Regions from separate parts of the Homo sapiens genome. Here all the other regions are linked to region 1. Evidence: chromatin contacts called from ENCODE Hi-C or POLR2A ChIA-PET data. All regions are on one chromosome and are shown on one strand. Each heading gives the region's core, a stretch centred on a gene start or an enhancer-like site at or near the end of the contact. The rest is flanking DNA. Distances are from core to core; before and after follow the strand shown.

Region 1 (3,188 bases), core at 262-2,761:
GACACCTCGTCTCTACGTCTCTACTAAAAATACCAAAATTAGCCGGGCGCGTAGCCGGGCGTGGTGGCGGGCGCTTATAATCCCAGCTAGGAGGGAGGCTGAGGCAGGAGAATGGCTTAAACCCGGGAGGCGGAGGTTGCAGTGAGCTGAGATTGCACCACTGTCCTCCAGCCTGGGCGACAGAGCAAGACTGTCTCAAAACAAACACACAAACCCCTCATCAGTTGCAATATTTAAGTTGCATTTAATCCTAGCAATTGCAGTCCTGAGATTTGGATAAGAACCAGAGTATGGTCTTCCAGGGCAGCCAAACCAAGCCATTCCATGAACAACAGAGATCACCCTGCTGCAGATGGTCCACAGATCTTTTCTTGTGCATTTCTTCTGGGAACAAATGCAACTGAGGAAGCAGACATATTCTAGGGGGAGAGATCCACAAAAATCCTTAGAGTCATCTTGCCCCACCTCCTTGTTATGGCTTTAGGTACAGCCCTTATGGCTAGGAGATGTAACCTTCCTCAGCCTTTGCGTCTACGTCTACAAAATAACAACTACCTTGCAGGGTGTTATTTAACACTGCGAAAGTGCATTAATAGGCACAGAAAAACAAAAAACAAAAAAGCAAATTGTGCCCTCACTGCGAATTCTCTGTATTCTAGTTAAAAACATCTATAGCTTGGGTGCATGGTGTCCGTGCTGGGCAAGAAAAGGGCAAAATAGATCATGACAAGCCTTAACATTTTCTCACTTCAGTTTCCTCACTGCAATTGATTTTTTTTTTTCTTTCAAGTCGGAGTCTTGTTCTGTCGTCCAGGCTGGAGTGCACTGGTGTGATCTCGTCTCACCGCAACCTCCGCCTCCCAGGTTCAAGCGATTCTCCTGCCTCAGCCTACCGAGTAGCTGGGATTACAGGCGTACGCCACCACGCCCAGCTAATTTTTGTATTTTTAGTAGAGACGGGGTTTCACCGTGTTGGCCAGGCTGGTCTCGAACTCCTGACCTCGTGATCCACCCGCCTCGGTCTCCCAAAGCGTTGGGATTACAGGCGTGAACCATCGCGCGGCCCCTCACTGCAACTGAGGGTAGCGCAGTGGCCGCAAGTTCCAGATCTGGAGTTACTAAATAGCTGGGTTCCAATCCCGGCTCTGCCACTTATTAGCTGTACGATCTTCATTCGTTTCTCAACCTCTCTGGGTCTGAGATTCCCTTAAAGCCGGGGTAATAGAAATGAATAGGATTTCCTAACTAGGACTAGACTTTCTCAATTTCTTGACTCAGAGGGGCAAGGATAGCCTGAAATGGAAAGTGAAGGCCTTCAGGTTCTTCCTAACAGCCGCTCCGAGGAGGGGAAAGCTACAGGAAGAGGGAGGAGACCCAAGAAAGGTCGGACCAATGAGGCAGCGGGCGGGACAGGAGTTCCCGCCTTTGGGCGTCGTGCGCGCGCACCTCGCTCACACGCACACTCGCACGCACGCACGCTGCGGAAGCGCGCGCGCGCGCAGGCCCAGCCCTCGTCGCCGCCGCCATTTTAGCTGTTGGTTCCGGCCGCACCGTGTGGGCTGTAGTAGCGGGAGGGGTGGGGGTCCTCCAGAGTTAAGTGGCTGTCCTCGACTGTGCCCATACAGCAGCCAGCTTTCTTCCTTAATAACTGCCCGTTCGAAGAGTGCGAGGATGTCCAAGCGGCACCGGTTGGACCTAGGGGAGGATTACCCCTCTGGCAAGAAGCGTGCGGGGACCGATGGGTAAGCCAGGCCGGGGGCGCGAGGCGGCAGCTCGGGCTTTGTTGGGGTCCTGGCAGGGAGCGGGCCGGGGCTGGCCTGGCCGAGCGGGTCCTGGAGCCCGAGCCTTTGTTTCTCTCTGGGCTGGGTTCACTAGCGGCGGGTAGGAGAAGCGCGGCGCCCGTTCGGCCCGGCAAGGGCGCGGGGGGTTGCGTGCGACGGGGCCGCTGCCCAGCCCAGTCCGGAGGGTGGAGAGGCCTGCAGTAGCCATGAGGGCGCCTCCTCCCCCAGGCCGAACCGAGCGGGAGTCATTTGCGAGGGCGTCGGGCGGGAGTGAACCGCGGACCTCGTGGCCTCGGTTCCCGAGGAAGGCCTGGAGCCGGAGGAGAGGGTGGGGGAGGGCGCGGTGGGAGTATTCGCTTCCAAGGGCAGCAGGCACTTCCCAGCCAGAGGGGCCGTGGGGAGGGCCTGGGTGGGGGCGCGGCCAGGCACTCCAGACGGGAAAGGCGGAGGGCGGAAAGTGAGAGCAGCGCGTGGATCATAATGTAGGCTGGGATGGGGGTGGCGGGAGTTGAGAGAAGCCAGCAAATAGGGAGTTCTCGGGGGAGGTGGGAGTAGAGGACCTGCCGGGAGAAAGGAAAACGTGGAGTAATATACCTGATGGGCTGGAAGGCTGGTGTTTTGGGGCGACTGAGTTTATAGTTTGGCGGGAGAGAGCGTGCCTTGGTCCATTCAAACACTTCAAAGTAGATACTAGCAAACTTCCGCTCTCTGCCTACGCTCCCGCCATCTCCTGTATTTCCTGCTTTGGTTAAAACTGGTTACTGAACATCGTCCCATGGGGAGGGATTAGAAGGCATTGTTTTTTTTTTTCATCATTTATTTTCTATGCATGTCCCACTTTTCTTCATAAGTAGCTTTTGAAATACAGGGATCATGTTCAAAACGTGTTTTTAGTATTTATGGCGAAACACCGCCCATGTGGAGGTTGAGAGTTGAAATACTTACACAAACTCTTGGTGTTCCAGATTCCTTTCCTTAAAGGTACAGAGGAATTTAGCAGTTAATTTAAGCAATTTCGTGAAAATCATTTCTTGTCCCTTGTGTGTTTTCATTGATGAAGTACAAAGACCTGTTTGGATAATTCAGGCAAAACCCACAAAAGCCCGAGTAGCCAAATACTTTGCATAATTGTATCATTTTATTGTGTACTTGTGATACAGAATCACTGTGTCAAGTCACCTGTATAGCTGTTTTGAATTTTTCAGCTAAAGTTCTTCATTGAAATTGATTTCCAGGGATATGTTTAGTGTCATTGTAGAGTATAAGCCAGGATAGGGTGTACTTTTTGAGGCTTTGCCATATGTTGAATTATTCAATAGAAAGCAAAAGCATGTCACATTTTAATTTTGTGAGTTATTTAGTTTACGATATTAGGCATTGTAAAAAAGACAATGACATTGTAAGACA
Region 2 (3,188 bases), core at 332-2,831, 2.4 Mb before region 1:
AATGTTGTTCTTCAATGTGGAGAATAGATTGTTCATGATAAGACTAAAAATGGTCCAGTCTTATCATGAAATACGGAGAAATAAGAAGACCATTCCTTATATAATTGCCTAGACAGGAAAGGGTCATCATCTTAGACTATGATAGTAGTAGATAAGATGACAACAAGGAGTCAGATTCAGGATATATTCTGGGGATAATGCTATTAAGATGCGCTGATGAAATGGACAGGGGCTGGTAGCTAAACAAAAGCCAAAAGTACAGAGGGTGCTACCATTAACTGAGATAGAAAAGAATGGGGAGGAAAAGATTGGGGAAACGAGCAGGGGCCGGTGACAGAGATCAAAAGTTGTTTTAAGACACGTTATGTTTGAAGTATGCATTTGACATTTAAGTGTAGATAATAGAGCAGCAGTCAGATCTGCAAGTCTGGAGCTTAGGAAAAAGTGAGGTTAGGAACAGAGGTATTGGTGGGAAGTCACCAACATACAGATGATCTTTAGACTAAATGACATCAACCAGAAAAGACAGCTATTAATAGATTCTAGAAGACTGGACCTAAATCAAGAATAAAATAACTAGCATCTCTTCTCCTGGATATTTATTTTAAATTAAGTCCTTTGTATGCATTTTCTTAAGTCTTAAAAAAAACTTACGAGGTTCTAACATAATTATCTTTATTTTGGAAGTTAAAAACTAAAAAGCTAATGGAACCAACAAAGTAAGCAGCAGGACTGGATTTGAACTCAGGCAAACTGTTCACAGAACAAAACTTTATACTACTCTGAAAGTAGTAATACTAAATAACAGTAAAGATATAAACAAGCAGTTAAGCGCTGGACGCAGTTCAGAGGTTTCTGCTTATGAAGAGTAATGATGAGTTTATGCAAAGGGAAGGATGTAAGTGTGCTTACAAATGAATAGTTCTATACTGTCTGCATTTAATTTGAGGGTTAATGCTTATAGACTACAGAAGAGATCAAGGGAGAGTGAAGAAAACGTGAGCAATAAAAGCAGATCTGGGAATCCATCTGTATATAAATAAATCTGAAAAAAATCTTTCTGATAAGCTACATAAAAATATGAATTCATACTTGCAAGCAAAGCTAGGTTTCCATCAATCTGCCTTTTTTATTAAGTGTTCTTTAGAGAAAAAGCTTAAATAAACCACAAACAAAAACCAAAAACATTTAAAACTAGATGTGGTAACTGATAGTTTTATATTGAAACAAAGCCTTGACTGTTCTCCCCTTCATGTGTTCCTACCATAAAACCTGGACATGGGCCTGAGGCTGCTGTATCCATTTAACCAAGTAACAGGATGTCAGCTGAAGGTTCAGGCCCTGGGTGTTTTCCACTGAATTTAGTGCATTCAAAGTAGACTTTTTACTCTTAAGTTTCTTCCTATTCAAGATGAACTGCATTGAGAATTGCCCTGTCCTCACTGCCAAAAAACTCATGGTGCAGCTGTACCTCACACGCCCACACAAAATCCCCAGCCAAGAAAACAAGATAAGATTCTCTCTATGACTGTTCAACAGTGAAAATTCCTGATCTAAACACTTCAGCACATCAAAGTCATCCCACAATTTCCAGTAAGTCAGTACAGAAAGGAAGAAAAATCAAATGAAAAAGAACATATTAAAACTGCCCAAATCTTAGTAATACTCTGCTTAGCAAATTGAAAATTGTAGTGGTCTTGACAACGAATCTTTAAAACAACAGATCTAACAGAACCATTTATTTTGGGGGGAGATTCACTTCTCCTTTTGCTGTGGTTTCCTTGGTGATACTTAGTAAACACCTTCACTTCTCTTCTCATGACCAGGACTTGCATTTTTTATTAGCATTCTCTGTTCCAAATACTCTAGTTGTCTTTCATTTCTTAGGACAGATCATACTATGTCCTTCTTCAGGGCCTCTGTACGTGCTGTTTGCTGAGTATAAGCTCCTTTTTGCTATCCCTCCACCTTTTTGTTTCATTAAACCTTCATATCTCAGCTAAAACTTTAATTCTTCAAGTGAACCTTTCTGAACATTACTATATAACCTTTTTTTTCCTTTTTTTGTAGAGATAGGGTCTTGCTATGTTGCATAGGCTGATCTCTTGAACTCCTCTGCCTCTCAAAGTGCTGAGATTACAGGTATGAGACACCACACCCAGCCCCTGATTATTAATCCCTTAGTAGCTTTTATGCATAGCATTTAAATAACTATAACTACTTATCTGTATGATTGTTACTTCAACAACTGTTTATTTCAGTAAAGTATAAGTCTTCTGCTCATCACTCTAACCCTAGCACTTGGTATAAAGGCACTCAACAAATTATTTGTTGGATGCTGTTGAATGACGTAGAACATGTTTAATTAATAAGTCTTATGAAAATCTAATTTTACATTTTAATGGTGAGACAAGGATTTGTATGTATAAGAAATTCTTTTTTAACATTTTCTAAATTTCAATAGCTTTTGGGGTACAAGCGATTTTTCATTACATAAGAAATTCTTGATGGTAAAAGAATTACTCATTTAAGAATTATCTGGTTCCTTATTACCTGCCTCTCACTGATCTTTTATAGATGCTGTTGCTAAACAACACTTCCATCAGAGGGCAAGCAGAGAGAGATACACCATTCCTTTTAAAGGTATCTTTCCCAATCTGCAGAGCTACAGAAATGCCAGCTTCTAAAATGTTAACTTATATTGTTTCTGCTTGAAGTTGTGGCCAGTGCTACAGGTCAGTGTCTCAAAGGGATTTTTGGCAATTTATTCTAAGACTAATGAAAAGAACTCTGGAATGGAAACAGACCTGATTTTACTCCCAGCTGTGCCACTGATTCAGGATAATATCATAGCCACATTATTTAACTACAGCTCAGATTCTCTTTTTTAAATTGATGTTATACATATGTTGGGAGTACATATGGTATTTTGATACACGTATACAATGTGTGATGATCAAATCAGGGTAACTGAGATATCCATCACCTCAAACATTTATCTTTTCTCCATGTTGGAACCATTATAATTATCTTCCAGCTATTTGGAAACACACAATAAATTACTGTTAACTTTAATTTCCCTACTTTAGTATCAAATACTAGAACTTATTACTTCTACCTAACTGCATTTTTGTACCCATTAACCAACTTCTCTTCATTCCCCTCTTCGCTTCCCAGCCTCTGGTAAC
Region 3 (3,188 bases), core at 689-3,188, 2.3 Mb before region 1:
AGCATCATCGCCTGCCCAAGAGTTTCCAATCTGCCAGCCTATCCTATGGATTTTGGATTTGGATTTGGATCTTTTCAATTACCTCAGCCAATTCCTTGAAATAAGTCTCTATGTTTTACCTATGTCTATCTATGTAGATATGTAGATACATGTATAAAACAATTAATTATTTTAAGTTACATCTTTGAGTATTTTAAGTGCAACTAAATAATTGGTAATATAATTACAGATATGCACTATATAAAATTATATTATTAATTTGTAATAATGAACATATACATTCATTCCTTCTGGTTCTATTTCTGTACAGAACCCTAATACAGGGTCTTTTAAAACATTAAGAGAAAAAATAGCCACTCTTTGCTTCAAAGGATACATCTAGAACCCAAAGAAAGTACTGAAAGATTTTAGTTTAATGCAACAAAGAACTTCTCACAAACCAGAACTGCCTACTAATGGAAAAGTTGTTCAGGAGCAATAAGTTCCCAACCACCCAAAGTATCTGAGGAGCTAATGAATGACAGTCTATAAGGGATACACCGGAGAAGTTCCTGTAATTAGCAGACAGTTTGAGCTTTAGGCTTTGTCCACTTCCTTGAGTTCAATCAAAGTCTGTAATTCTGTAACAGCACGGTGTGATCTTAGATTATTAGCAAGATACATCTTAACCCAAGTAGAAAATGAAAGCAACATCAAACAAAACAGTAAAGAAAAAAAGCTCAAATAAATTCTAAGTTTTAAAGGGATCACGGACAAGGCAAGAGGCAAAAAAAAAAAAAAAAAAAAAAAAGTTTAATTATTTGGTTTGGTGCTTATTGTATCTTGTAACATTCAGCAGTTGAACACTACGGGTTGTTCCAATTTCCTAGCTCTTTAAATTATATCCTATAAAGGCATAAGCTTTTATGTCTTTACTTCACAATAAAGTTCATATAACAATGAACTTGATTTTCAGGACAACAGAACAGAAGGGCTTTCACTGTATTTAGCATCCACATATAGCTCCACCTATACCACCTATTACCACCTCCATAGCTAACAAGGGAGCTCTAGCACTTTCTCTCCCCGGACAAAAGCCTACTAATTGGTCTCCCTGCTCTAAGACTAGACCTTCTAGAGTGTCATTTCAGTGAAAGAGCTGAAGTGATCATTTCCAAACATAAATCAAATCATGTCACACTTCTCAAAAACCCTGCAGTAGCTCCCCATCTCAGAGTACATGACATACAATGACAATGTCCTCACATCTTGTAGATGATGTCTACAAGACTGTACATTCTAGCCCAGACAACCTCTCTGATCTATCTATTACTCTCTCCATTGCTTACTCTACACCAGCCCTGTGGTCTCCTGGAAGTTTCTCCAAAAATCCAACAATGGTATCCATCAGGGCCCATGCACATGCCATTCTCTCCACCTGAAGGGTCTCATCCCTCTGTCTCTCCCTTCTCTCTTGTCAAATGTCAACTATGAAGATTTCCCTGACCACCTTAAATAACAGCAAACACACATATACTTTCCCTAACATTCTCTACCTTCTCACCTATTTTATTTTCCTTCATTGCATTTATCATCTCCTGATAAATATTTGTCTACTTGTTAACTGTCTTATCCTCAGTGAAATTAAGCTCATCGTTTTCTTCATTGCTCCAATACCTACAACAATATCTGTAAGTGTTCAATGAGTATATATTGAAATAATATATTAGCCTTAAGCTAAAATTTCAAACAATCTTCTCAGTTATATGAATATGCTCCTACACAGAAAAAGCTTTAAGAAGGAAAAAGTTCATATACTGTCCTAGTTCTCCTTGCATCCTTCTCACTGATTTGGTTTTACAGAGAATATGAAAGTAAATGTTCTGCCCGTCACAGTTCTCCTCTGTTCCACTGAACCTCAAATTATGAGCTCACATAGCCACAACTTCCTTGTTTGTCAAATAAGAGGAACTGGCGCATGGTGATCAGCTTCTTAAAACTCAAGTATCTAAAAATCAGATTTAAAATAAGGTTTATATGTAATTTTCAATAAGCCATAATGGAATGTCTCAGTAATTAGGATAAATCAACACTGCATATTTACATGAATAGACATATACATATATATATATATATATATATATATATATATATATATATATATATATATATAACCTGAGGTGCTAAATTTGGCTTCATTCTCATAATACAACTAGCACTGAATGCTATATTTTCAGTTTTACTGCTCTTATAAACTACATAGCCTGGTAACCAAGGTAAACAATTTGTATATCTGAAAGTTACATTCTGAATTCACCCAGGCAAAACATAAACCTGAAAAAATAGTCAGAAATGAAAACTATGTCACAAATATCACACATTAAAATCCTACATGCTTTAGTTAAAGGAGGATCCTTCATACCATCAAGATTTACAATTCAAGCCTTGATACCCCTATTTTCCAGTCTTAGCAGATACCAAAAAATAAAATGACAGCTGTCCAGTAAATAAGCTGATACAATCATATGCTGATGACTCCATTTATTCACATTCAAAAATAGGGAAGCAAATCTATGGTATTAAAGTAAGGACAGTGGTTAACCTTAGGCAAAGGCACATACTGATTTCAAGAGGACATGAAGGACTTCTGGGTAAAGGCAACATTATGTTTCTCGATCTGGGTGCTAATAACATGTGAGTATTCACTTTGTTAAAAATGGTTGAAATGAGCTGTATACTGATGATTTGAGCCCTTTCCTGTACTGTTATACTGTATTTAAGTAAAAAGCTTTTGGAAAACTAGATATTACAGCAATTCAAAACCATGAAAAATAAGGTTGAACATGAACAGTGGAACACAAATCAACAATCCTTAAGAGTATCTGTGTTTTTGCATGTGTACTAACCCTAATATTGTACCCATTAACTGTACCCAATACATTCTGATTAAGAAAGTAGAGAAATAAGTCACACGTTTTAGAAATAATTTGACTCCAAAATGTTTGAAATAAAGCAAGTTTTATAATTCAAAGGAGTCAAGGTTCAATTACTCAAGAGGCAAGAGTACTGGTTAAGGATGTGAATCTTGTTGTGAGAATTCTGTCTCACCCACTTGCCAGTTCTGTGAACTCGTGTTTAACCTCTCTGGGTCTCCGTTACATTACCTATAAGATACGGATCTACCCCATAAGCTTGTGAGGACTAAATGA
Region 4 (3,188 bases), core at 341-2,840, 2.3 Mb before region 1:
CTTAACCTTACAAAACACGTTTCCAAGTTTTCAATTATGAGATCGTTCTATATATTAAAAAAAAGGTGCTAGTGCAGTCTATCAGAACTGTGCTGCCAGCTGCAAGCCCCGAGTATGCTGCACTTTGCAAATTTTAGGTATAATTTCTGGTTACCTGCTGAGGTTTCTACACCCTTTGTCACCCAGTGATGCTCCCACCACCAAACACTTTCCATCACCACTTAAAACGGCCTCCTTCCACCCCGCAAAAAATGCACTGTAAACTTAGGCATTTCTGCATACTAACACGGAACCACTAATATCACTAGGTATTATGGCTCTCAAAGAATCCCCTTTAGCAGGCTCCCCTGGGACGCTGTGCTCAAGCGGAGCTTTGAACCGGTGAGACTCGCTGCCAGCTGCCTTTGCAAAAGCAGCACCAGAGGTAGACTCAATACCGCAATGCTGCTGCTGACTTTTTCTAGCAGCCTCAAAAAAAAAAAAAAAAAAAAAATCAGCCCAGTCCCCTGCAGACCCTGCTGGCACTTCTGCAGCACGAAAGAGAAACCACCGCATTGCTCAGCTTGGAAGATCGGAGAGCCCGACTGAAGGGAGGGGAATCAGTGCCGTCGAGAGGCTCGGCGAGGGCGGGGTGTCGGGGTGAAAAGGAAAGACGTCCGGAGTGCAGGGGACCGCGACGAAGCAGCAGGCAGGGCTCCGCATCGCGCCCTGGCCGGAGCCGCGGAATAGCGGACGTCCGGCGGAGATGCTGACCTCTGCACGGGTTGGGGGTCCCATCGCTGCCGGCCGAGCCCCGCCCGCCGCCCCCCGGCCCCTCACCTGTCATGAGCGCCGGGCTATCGCCGGCCGCCGCGGCGGGAGAGGAGGCGGCAGTTGCGGCAGAGCCAGTCGCCCGCCGCCCGCGGAGGTGCCGGGGCACAAGCTCGCATCCGTCCGCCGCTCCGGCTACCAGCAGCCCGAGCACCAGCAACGCAGCCCAGCGCCGCCGCCGCAGCAGCCAGCCCCACGCTGGGCCAGGAGTCGAGGCGGGATGAAGGCGCCGAGGAGAAGCCGGGTGAAAGCGCAGCGGCGCCCCGGCCGCCTGCAGCTCGCCGGCTCCGCGAGGCGCCACCACCGCCGCCGGCGACTCCTCCGGCCGCCCCCGCCGCCTCAGACACGGGCTCCCGCCGGGCGCCAGCCTGGTCCCATCGGCACCGGCGGCCTCCGGAGCTCTGATCCCGGCTGCGTTCATTGGTTCCGGTTATTTAAAAAAAAAAAAAAAAAAGGTGGGGGGTAGAAAGGTACGGCGTCTTCAGGCGGTGCACGACACCCGCGCTGCTGCTGCGGCGAGACCGGGATCCGCTGCTCTGGCGCCGCCAAACACCAACCCCAGCTCCCGCGCCGCCGCCGCCGCGGCGCATCCCCCCGCCCCCTCCGGCCCGCGCTGGTCGTAGTACCACGCTCCGCCGGGACGCCTCCCTCCCCTCGCACATTCGCTCGCATACCAATCCCCCGCCTCCCTCAGGCTCTCCACGGCGCAGGCGCGGCGCTGCTGTACTGCGCGTGCGCGGCATCCCAGCCCCGCCCCGGAGGCGTTCCTAGACGGACGGTAGTACCGTGGGGCGGCTGATAACGCTTTAGCGAGCCGCGAAGATAGGAGGCGGGGAAGAAGGGGGACGTGTACCTCTCCCTCATTCACGGTACCACCGCGAGGGGGAGTGGGGGGCTACAAGGGGACGGAGAGAAGAGTCCAGACGTCCCACATCCTGAGGGCGAGTTTCAGCCTCGTAGAGGGCAGCGAAAGTAATTGCATGGATCAGGAAAATCTTGCAATCGGAAAACAGCAGCGTCCCCGTAATTTCAATATAGGTGGGGCTTACAAGTGGCTGGCTGTTTAGACGCGGTTAGCATAGCTTAGCGTTTTATTTACTTGCCAAACATTTCACAAAGCGCGTGCTATGTGTGAGTGTACCAGGCATTGCTCTAACCGTTTTACACATTTACATGCTATAACTCCAAAATTATCGTTACCCCCTTTTACGAATGAAGAGACTAAGACCTAGAAATGTGAAGTAAGTTGTCCCCAATATCCCACAGCTAATTCATGGGAAATGAGCGAGATTTAGCAGCCACTGAAAAGGCCTATTTAAGAGAATTTACTTTAGCCTCTGACTCTCCTAGGTACATTTACCTGAACTCATCACCTTCCCACCCCCATCCCATCGACTCTGTGCTGTATCCTGAACCGGCTGACAGAACAATGATGTAGACTTGACTTGTTTTCGCCAACCTGGAATGAAGCAAAGCTCTTGTGCACCCAAGATCTGCTCTCTGTTGTAAATCCTGTTCAGACCTGGTCTAATTGGTTTGAATAAATAAAGAACCGGAATCTTTCTCATCCAAACTAGTTGCCAGCATATTTTTAAGGCCACCTCCCTTCAAATTTAAAAGGAAGTGTTGAATGTACTGTCACTATAAATTAAAAGCCCTGGAAATTCACACGCAAGGAGGCATTCTTTCTCCCAGGGGCACAAAATTGTTTAAAATTTGCAGATAGGGTTATTAAACACGAAGATCCTTTTGCTATTGGGTTTTGTTGGTTTCATTCTGCTTATTGGTTTGTTTGCTTGCTTTCTCAAGCCAAGAAGATACTCAAATTACATTCTCCTAAAGTATTTCTTAGGTAGCCTGGCCAAGATAACCACAAATATCGTTTATTGTGGAAGGGCAGATGCACACTTTAGAAAAGAATCAAGGATGTCTTTGAGGCTAAGTCAATCTATCAACAGTTATTTCTCAGCAGACTTCTTGTGGGCATAGTGTTCAGGTGGCAATTCTTTATAGGGCAACCGGGAGATTATATTTCCCCTGCTGAAAGGCACAGCGATGAAGTCACACCAGAGTGCTGAGTGCCCACCAGAGAAGATAATTCTGCTAGGGGACCAGAACAATATAAATAACAAGCTTGTTCCTGCTCTCCAGGAGGCATTTCATTTATTAAATGTTTACTGAGTACCTAGTATGTGCCAGGCAGAGTACTGAGTGGTGAGGGTTAGGCAAGAGAGACACTTGAAAAAGGCAATTAAGTCAGCAGTCAGGGCTATGAGATAAACAGCACAGTCCCATGACTAAGGCATCTTACAATCTTTTTAAGGAGATAAAATGTACACCCATTAAACAATTAGAGGCTAATACAAAGTAGTAATCAG
Region 5 (3,188 bases), core at 510-3,009, 2.2 Mb before region 1:
GCAGTGTCTTAGAAGTTTTAAAAATGTCATTTCATCAAGTATTTTACCATTCAAGCACAGGCTAGTCCAAAGATGATTTGGAAATGACAAAATGGTCTCCTTTTGATAACCTTTCAACACAAAACTACCAGCTCCAACATTCTATGAAACAGCCAAAGTTGTCTCAGTACTTTCTTTTTGGCTCTGCTCCAGTAACGGAGTTCTAGCAAGGCTACCAGAAGAGCCTCCTTTAGGCCAAGCTAGAGTTCACAGGTCATGTTGCCTCCTTCTAAGGCAGTTGAAGCTGGAGCCTAAGAGGCTGAAATTCATGTTCTTCAATGACATACTTTAAGTCTACCTAAGGGTGGTGATCAGAATGGGCATCCCTTGTGTTCAAACTCACAGCCTGTTGGTCCTCTGACAAGCCCATTTAATAGAAGGGGAAATCAAGGCTCAGAGCACTTCATAAGCCTCCTGGGGACTACACGCCTAAGGAAAGCCAGAGTCAGGGCCAGAGCTGGGGAGTTCTGACTGGCGGTTCTGGACAGTTTCCATCTACCCTTTAACCCCATAGCTGTCAAAGCATCTGCCAAACGAGATCTTAGAGGAACCATTTCAAAGCTATTTTAAGTATTTTCAGATATGGATTTGTCAGGTGGCCTACGTTAATCTCAAAGCCTAATAAAATAGCTGGGCACAGCGGCACACATGCCTGTATTCACACCTACCCAGGAAGCTGAGGCAGAAGGATTGCTTGAGCCCAGGAGTTCGAGGCTGCAGTGTGCATTATTGCACCTGTAAATAGGCACTGCATTCTAGCCTGAGTGTCATCGCAAGACCCTATCAAAAAAAAAAAAACAAAACAAAAAACAAAAAAAGAAAGCTCTAATAAATTGGTTCCATCCTCAAAAACATTTGCTTGAAGTTAGGGCTGAGTAGGTGAGTGCCAGCCTGATTTTGTTTTGTTTTGTTTTGAGACAGTCTTGCTCTCTCGCCCAGGCTGGAGTGCAGTAGTGCAATCTTGGCTCACTGCAACCTCTGCCTCCGAGATTCAAGCAATTCTCATGCCTCAGCCTCCTGCGTAGTTGGAACTGCAGGCGTCTGCCACCATGCCTGACTAATTTTTGTATTTTAGTAGAGACGAGGTTTCTCCATGTTGGCCAGGCTGGTCTTGAACTCCTGGCCTCAAGTGATCTGCCTCCCTTGGCCTCCCAAAATGATTGGATTGCAGGCGTGAGTCACTGTGCCTGCCAATGCCTGATGATTTTGACCCAAAGGATAGATTTGGTGATGAAGAAGAGAGATTCCTGAAACAGTAATACCTTTAAAGTTGGCTGTTTTAATTAAGTGAAGATGAAAATAAAGTGTTTTCCATCTTTATAAGCATTTGCCACTTACTGTGATTGAATTTGTGTTAAGGAGCCAGGAAAGGCTATGGAAGAGCAGTCTCCATCAGTTCACCAGAAGTATCATGGCAAGGCCAAGCTATCATGGTTAAAAGTTAATCATTAGTTTCCTTTCTCCATGATACGATTCAATAAACACATTAACAGTTTATAAAAGAGGTAGTGAAACCTCCTGAGGAAAAAAATATTATGTAACCAGTTTAGGGGAGAGACTTGCCTCGCCTCATATCTCAGTAGGGGGTTGAACTGCACGGCTGGGAGGTTCTTTCCGGTTTCATAACAGTTATTATTTCTGGAAGGGTTTATCTTTTATTGCTAATAGCACTTCACTTTCCTCCATGCTCTGAATCTACGTCACCACCCACACCCGGAACCATTATAAACATCCACCCGCCACCGGGGCAGTAACCCTCATGAAGTTAAAACAGTAGTCTTTCCTGCTCGCCAACAGTTATAGACCTTGAAATGCCATTAGGCCAAACTTTACTGGACTCTATTCATTGTTAGGGTTGTGGAATATTGATCTAAACTCAATCTAACAAAATACACGCGGACATCATCTATAACAATGATTTTCAAAGAGAGAATTTTGAAAGGTATATTGGAGAGAGATGAGAAGCATTTTATGTTTGTAACAGCTCTAATATCTTAATAAGAATGATCTCTTTGTTTAGAATTTAAAACTTAGTAATAATGACACTTATTTTTCCCCCCTCTAAATAATGTTCACCTACTATGAGCAGACAGTAAGGGCACAAATATAAATCAACTTTAAACTGTTTGAAATATCCTTCTATTCATGATTATTGCTGTCACTGAATATGTATCCAGCAGCTGGGCAGGAATTCCCTGATACTAGAGTTAAACAATGGGCAGGCAGAATGCGAAGTCCTATGTGCAGTGGGAATTAAATTGTTCTTTTATTACAAAAATATGATCTTTGAATTTTTTTTTCACTTTTTATTTTTGAGACAAGGTCTCTTTCTGTCACCAAGGCTGGAGTGCAATGGCACGATCTCAGCTCACTGCAACTTCTGCCTCCTGGGTTCAAGCAATTCTCCTGTCTCAGCCTCCTGTGTAGCTGGGATTACAGGTGCATGCCACCAAGCCTGGCTAATTTTTGTATTTTTAGTAGAGATGGGGTTTCGCCATGTTGCCCAGGTTGGTCTTGAACTCCTGACCTCAAATGATTCGCCCGCCTAAGCCTCCCAAACTGCTGGGATTACAGGCGTGAGCCACCATGCCCGGCCAGCTTAGCTATTTTCATATGCCATTACTAATAGTTAATGTTTATTGCAGGCTTAACTTGGACCAGGCCCTGTTTCAATGGCCTTATTCATCCTACTGATATTATAACAATTCTATGAAGGAGATACTATTAACCCTGTTTTACAGTTGAGAAAAATGAGGCACAGAGATTTTTAAGTAATTTTTCTGATGTCACACAACTAAGTGGTAGGGCTGGGAGTTGCACCCAAAAGTCTGGCTCCAAACCCCTTTTACTTAACTAGTATAACCACACAATAGCACCTCTCAGATCATGCTACTTAACTAATTTGTGGCAGGTCACTGATAGAGAAAATTGGCAGCAAATCTTCAAAACAGTGAACAATGAGTGTTTCCAACCAAACTACATTCACTATGGCCTGGATTTTTTTCTTAATGTTGAAAAATTAAAGAAAATGTCATTGAAAAAATAAAAATTACTGACTAATGAGGCATGCCCTTATATACCTAGTTACTCCTGAAAGAAAAGTTTAAAAATCCTAAATCAGCCAGGCGTGGTGGCTCATGCCTGTAATC
Region 6 (3,188 bases), core at 186-2,685, 2.1 Mb after region 1:
GTCCCTAAGATAAATTTTGTAGGGGCCAGAGGCAGTAGTGTCCTTAGACCCAAGCAAGAAAAACCGTGTTCTAGGCCCTCCATTTTAGAGGACACCAACCTGACTCTTCTTATGGGGTGAAAAATCTCCAGGCCAGCACCCAAAGCCTGGGTACCCACTATGTCCCCAAGACCCAGGACCCTGGAATTCCCTGACTGGTATTACCAAAGCCACTTCTTGGCCCTGAGCTAGCTTCTTCTGAGAACTGTCCTCCCAATGAAGGACCCAACAACTGGTATAGGCACACCTGAGATCCAGACGCAGACAGAGGGTGGCTGTTAGAAAGTGTGAACAGAACTTGGTTTTGTGGGCTGCGGTGTTCACACACAGGTACAAAAAATCCCCTCTTGTCCTTGAAGATAGCTGGGCACAGGAAGCAAAGACGGTGAAGGTGTACAGGCCAAAGGTTTGGATCTGACTCTTTCCCACCTGCCATGTTTCAGGGAGAAACTCCAAGGTGTCTGAGAATCCTGCTTACAAACCTTCCAGGTTGTTATGAAGGTAATTTCTCAAGGCAGGAGCACAGAATATATTTTATTAGCATGATATAGTCCTTGTAAAATTTTAAACATAGGGTAGGTAAGCCCTGGGCTTGCAAATGTTAGGGCGAGGCTGGAAGTCAGAGTAATCAATTCTGTTGGGGTTTCTTGGAGGGTTTGCTCATTATTGCTCGAACTGGTGAACATCTCAAGTATCTTTGCCTGTCGAATTTCTTTCAAAAGGCTGCCTTTCTAGTGAGGTCCAGATGCATCCTTTAGAGACCATCGCTGTTGTTGCTGAAGGCCAGAAACAGCTTCAGATTGTTCACTGTATTGAAGAGGAACCTGTTTACTGGCTCCAGTGTATTTGGGACAAATAAGACTACCATAATGAGGTGAGAAGGCGATTCCTTCCGAAACACTTGGTTTTGGGTACTTTTCCCATAGGGTTGGTCAGGGAAATTCCCTACTCTCGTCCCTACTCCATCCTCCGGGCCAGGCTCCTTGGGCCACATGGGCAGTCTCCAGGAGCGCACAAGACTGCTTTGTCCTGTGCCCGCGGTGCGAGCGCGGTGGCGGCGAAGGGAAACGAGCAGGAGAGTGGCCACCGCGGGTGGAGTTTGGACTCGAACTTTCCTCCGTTCGGACTCGAACTTTCCTCCGTTCTCTCTACGAGTTACTGCCTTCCCGCGGGCTCCCCACAACTCCTGCCCGGAGGCCGAGGCCCGGGCGCGCACCGGGTCGGAGTCGGGCTCGGCAGGTCCCGGGAGCGCGCGCCTCCTCCCCGAGGTCCCGGGCAGCTGCAGACACGGGGAGAGCAGGAGAGCCGGGAAAGAGGAGGGGAAGGGGCGGGGGCGGCCGCCGGCGGCGGGCGGGGAGGAGCCGCCGCGCGCGGGTCCTGGCCAGGGGAGGAGGCAGTGGCGGCGGCGGCGGCGGCAGAGGAGGAGGAGGAGGCGGTGCTCGCGCCGGGCGGTAGAGCGGCGCTGGGACCCATGCGGCCGTGACCCCCGGCTCCCTAGAGGCCCAGCGCAGCCGCAGCGGACAAAGGAGCATGTCCGCGCCGGGGAAGGCCCGTCCTCCGGCCGCCATAAGGCTCCGGTCGCCGCTGGGCCCGCGCCGCGCTCCTGCCCGCCCGGGCTCCGGGGCGGCCCGCTAGGCCAGTGCGCCGCCGCTCGCCCCGCAGGCCCCGGCCCGCAGCATGGAGCCACCCGGACGCCGGCGGGGCCGCGCGCAGCCGCCGCTGTTGCTGCCGCTCTCGCTGTTAGCGCTGCTCGCGCTGCTGGGAGGCGGCGGCGGCGGCGGCGCCGCGGCGCTGCCCGCCGGCTGCAAGCACGATGGGCGGCCCCGAGGGGCTGGCAGGGCGGCGGGCGCCGCCGAGGGCAAGGTGGTGTGCAGCAGCCTGGAACTCGCGCAGGTCCTGCCCCCAGATACTCTGCCCAACCGCACGGTCACCCTGTGAGTATCTCCCGCGACGCTGGGTCCTCTCCCGCTCGGCTCTTTCTTATCTCTCCGCTCAACTTTGGAGCAGGGTCCAGCCGGCACCCACGCGCCTTTGTGTGGAGCTGTAGGCAGGGGGCGGTGCTAGGAAAGACCTCGTGTGCTTGGCATGGGTGCAGTTCAGGGAAAGGCAAGGGAATCTGCGTCCGAGCTGCCTCCCAGCTCCACTAGTTTGCAAAGTAAAGTTTTCGGGTTCTCAGGCGCTCCCCGCGCTGTCCCCGGCGCAGCGCTTTTGGGCTGCGCGGTGCCACGTGAGGATGCAAGTAAACACGCAGTCAACAGAGTTAAAGCTCATTCATCCTGGGCTTGGGTTTCCAGAAAACACAATGCTTGATTGCAAGCGCCAGTCCTTCTGCTTCTTTGCAAATTAAGTTACACTTACGTGGTAGAGTTTGCAAAACACAAGGACTGTGTGCGAGCCCAAACCCCAAGACGCTTCCTTTGCCTTTTGCTATCTTAGTTTTATTACAGTTAAAGAGCACCTTTTAAGATAGAGTTGTTATTAAGGGCTGGAAACATTTCAGATCAATCTGTTTATGTACCTTGCAGTCCCGTTTTCGTGTCTGTGAGGGCTTATATTTAAAAGCCAGGAACATTGGAACTGAAAACCGTGGGTTTATTGAGCCTTCCAACTCGAGGGATTTTTGATTTTCGGATTGAGTTTCCACCTGGAAGGAAAAATTTTGGTAACTCACTTGTGCTGGGATTCACGGTTCAGTTTTGCAAACGTAGTTTTGCCAATTCTAGCTGAACAGTTGGCCCCAGTGACTGTCGAGTTTGTTTTCAGAAGGATGAATTGGTTTGGAAAGTTTTGAGTCTAAGTGTTTCTCATGGGTATTTTGTTCAACTGAAATGTGAGTCCCTTGGCTCGGGGTTCCTCTATGTTGTTTTGGTTGGTTTCCTAAAAAAAGAATCAAGGCAGCCACTATACAAACATGAATGCAAGGACCGCAGCATGATCTATGAAAACACTTAAAGTATGGTTTTAAATGTAACCCAAATTCAGCAGGAGTATACACAGGTAGGCCAGGTATACATTTCATTACTAACACTTTTGTTTACCTTCATTTCCATTTTTTGAATTAGGAAACGTTTAACCATGAAAATTGTGTCTATGTGTCTATTTATGGAGGCATGAAGATGGATGAAAGAGTTTTTGTTTTATTTGACTCC

The links. A loop is a pair of places that touch in the nucleus more often than their neighbours do. ChIA-PET counts read pairs that join two places held with the same protein, here RNA polymerase II (POLR2A). Pooled maps may share reads with other maps.
Region 2: a map of B cell shows a loop between it and region 1 (7-fold over the local background). The contact joins the enhancer-like site here to the promoter of DHX15 in region 1. A Hi-C loop is called at or near these places in 1 of 168 maps with a recorded cell type or tissue (B cell), 1 of 37 single-sample maps with no recorded cell type and 10 of 50 pooled maps.
Region 3: a loop to region 1 is called in a map with no recorded cell type, with 6 times the contacts of the local background. The contact joins the enhancer-like site here to the promoter of DHX15 in region 1. A Hi-C loop is called at or near these places in 2 of 37 single-sample maps with no recorded cell type and 4 of 50 pooled maps. POLR2A ChIA-PET finds 5 or more read pairs at or near these places in 1 of 52 experiments (naive thymus-derived CD8-positive, alpha-beta T cell).
Region 4: a map of CD8-positive, alpha-beta T cell shows a loop between it and region 1 (6-fold over the local background). The contact joins the promoter of STIM2-AS1 here to the promoter of DHX15 in region 1. A Hi-C loop is called at or near these places in 4 of 168 maps with a recorded cell type or tissue (CD4-positive, alpha-beta memory T cell, CD8-positive, alpha-beta T cell and naive thymus-derived CD4-positive, alpha-beta T cell), 3 of 37 single-sample maps with no recorded cell type and 16 of 50 pooled maps. POLR2A ChIA-PET finds 5 or more read pairs at or near these places in 1 of 52 experiments (activated T-cell).
Region 5: a loop to region 1 is called in a pooled map, with 5 times the contacts of the local background. The contact joins the enhancer-like site here to the promoter of DHX15 in region 1. A Hi-C loop is called at or near these places in 2 of 37 single-sample maps with no recorded cell type and 2 of 50 pooled maps.
Region 6: a loop to region 1 is called in a pooled map, with 7 times the contacts of the local background. The contact joins the promoter of ADGRA3 here to the promoter of DHX15 in region 1. A Hi-C loop is called at or near these places in 1 of 37 single-sample maps with no recorded cell type and 11 of 50 pooled maps. POLR2A ChIA-PET finds 5 or more read pairs at or near these places in 1 of 52 experiments (HepG2).

Annotation. Positions count from the first base shown.
Region 1 is chr4:24,582,877-24,586,064 of GRCh38, reverse strand. It overlaps DHX15 (DEAH-box helicase 15), which reads left to right and starts at 1,511. Exons shown (of 14, transcript NM_001358.3): 1 at 1,511-1,742. The coding sequence starts at 1,672. RefSeq lists an enhancer at 1,073-1,612 and silencers at 1,793-1,912, 1,923-2,002, 2,203-2,252.
Region 2 is chr4:26,991,409-26,994,596 of GRCh38, reverse strand. The region is part of intron 3 of STIM2 (stromal interaction molecule 2); the gene reads right to left. Among named protein-coding and RNA genes, the nearest start is that of STIM2, 130 kb to the right of the region's middle. Within about 2 kb of position 1,581, at least 11 of the 41 ENCODE cell types and tissues checked have a DNase peak (open chromatin) inside an H3K27ac peak, as active enhancers do; they include B cell, where a contact is called at or near this core.
Region 3 is chr4:26,884,786-26,887,973 of GRCh38, reverse strand. The region is part of intron 1 of STIM2 (stromal interaction molecule 2); the gene reads right to left. Among named protein-coding and RNA genes, the nearest start is that of STIM2, 26 kb to the right of the region's middle. Within about 2 kb of position 1,938, at least 9 of the 41 ENCODE cell types and tissues checked have a DNase peak (open chromatin) inside an H3K27ac peak, as active enhancers do.
Region 4 is chr4:26,859,001-26,862,188 of GRCh38, reverse strand. It overlaps STIM2-AS1 (STIM2 antisense RNA 1), which reads left to right and starts at 1,590. Exons shown (of 2, transcript NR_134674.1): 1 at 1,590-1,679; 2 at 2,161-2,565. It overlaps STIM2 (stromal interaction molecule 2), which reads right to left and starts at 1,348. Exons shown (of 12, transcript NM_020860.4): 1 at 820-1,348. The coding sequence starts at 970. RefSeq lists silencers at 652-1,221, 1,232-1,601 and an enhancer at 1,692-1,791.
Region 5 is chr4:26,825,367-26,828,554 of GRCh38, reverse strand. It overlaps a transcript of TBC1D19 not described here. Among named protein-coding and RNA genes, the nearest start is that of STIM2-AS1, 34 kb to the left of the region's middle. Within about 2 kb of position 1,759, at least 8 of the 41 ENCODE cell types and tissues checked have a DNase peak (open chromatin) inside an H3K27ac peak, as active enhancers do.
Region 6 is chr4:22,514,313-22,517,500 of GRCh38, reverse strand. ADGRA3 (adhesion G protein-coupled receptor A3) reads left to right here and starts at 1,435. Exons shown (of 19, transcript NM_145290.4): 1 at 1,435-1,973. The coding sequence starts at 1,717. MIR12115 (microRNA 12115) reads right to left here and starts at 2,189; the gene lies at 2,116-2,189.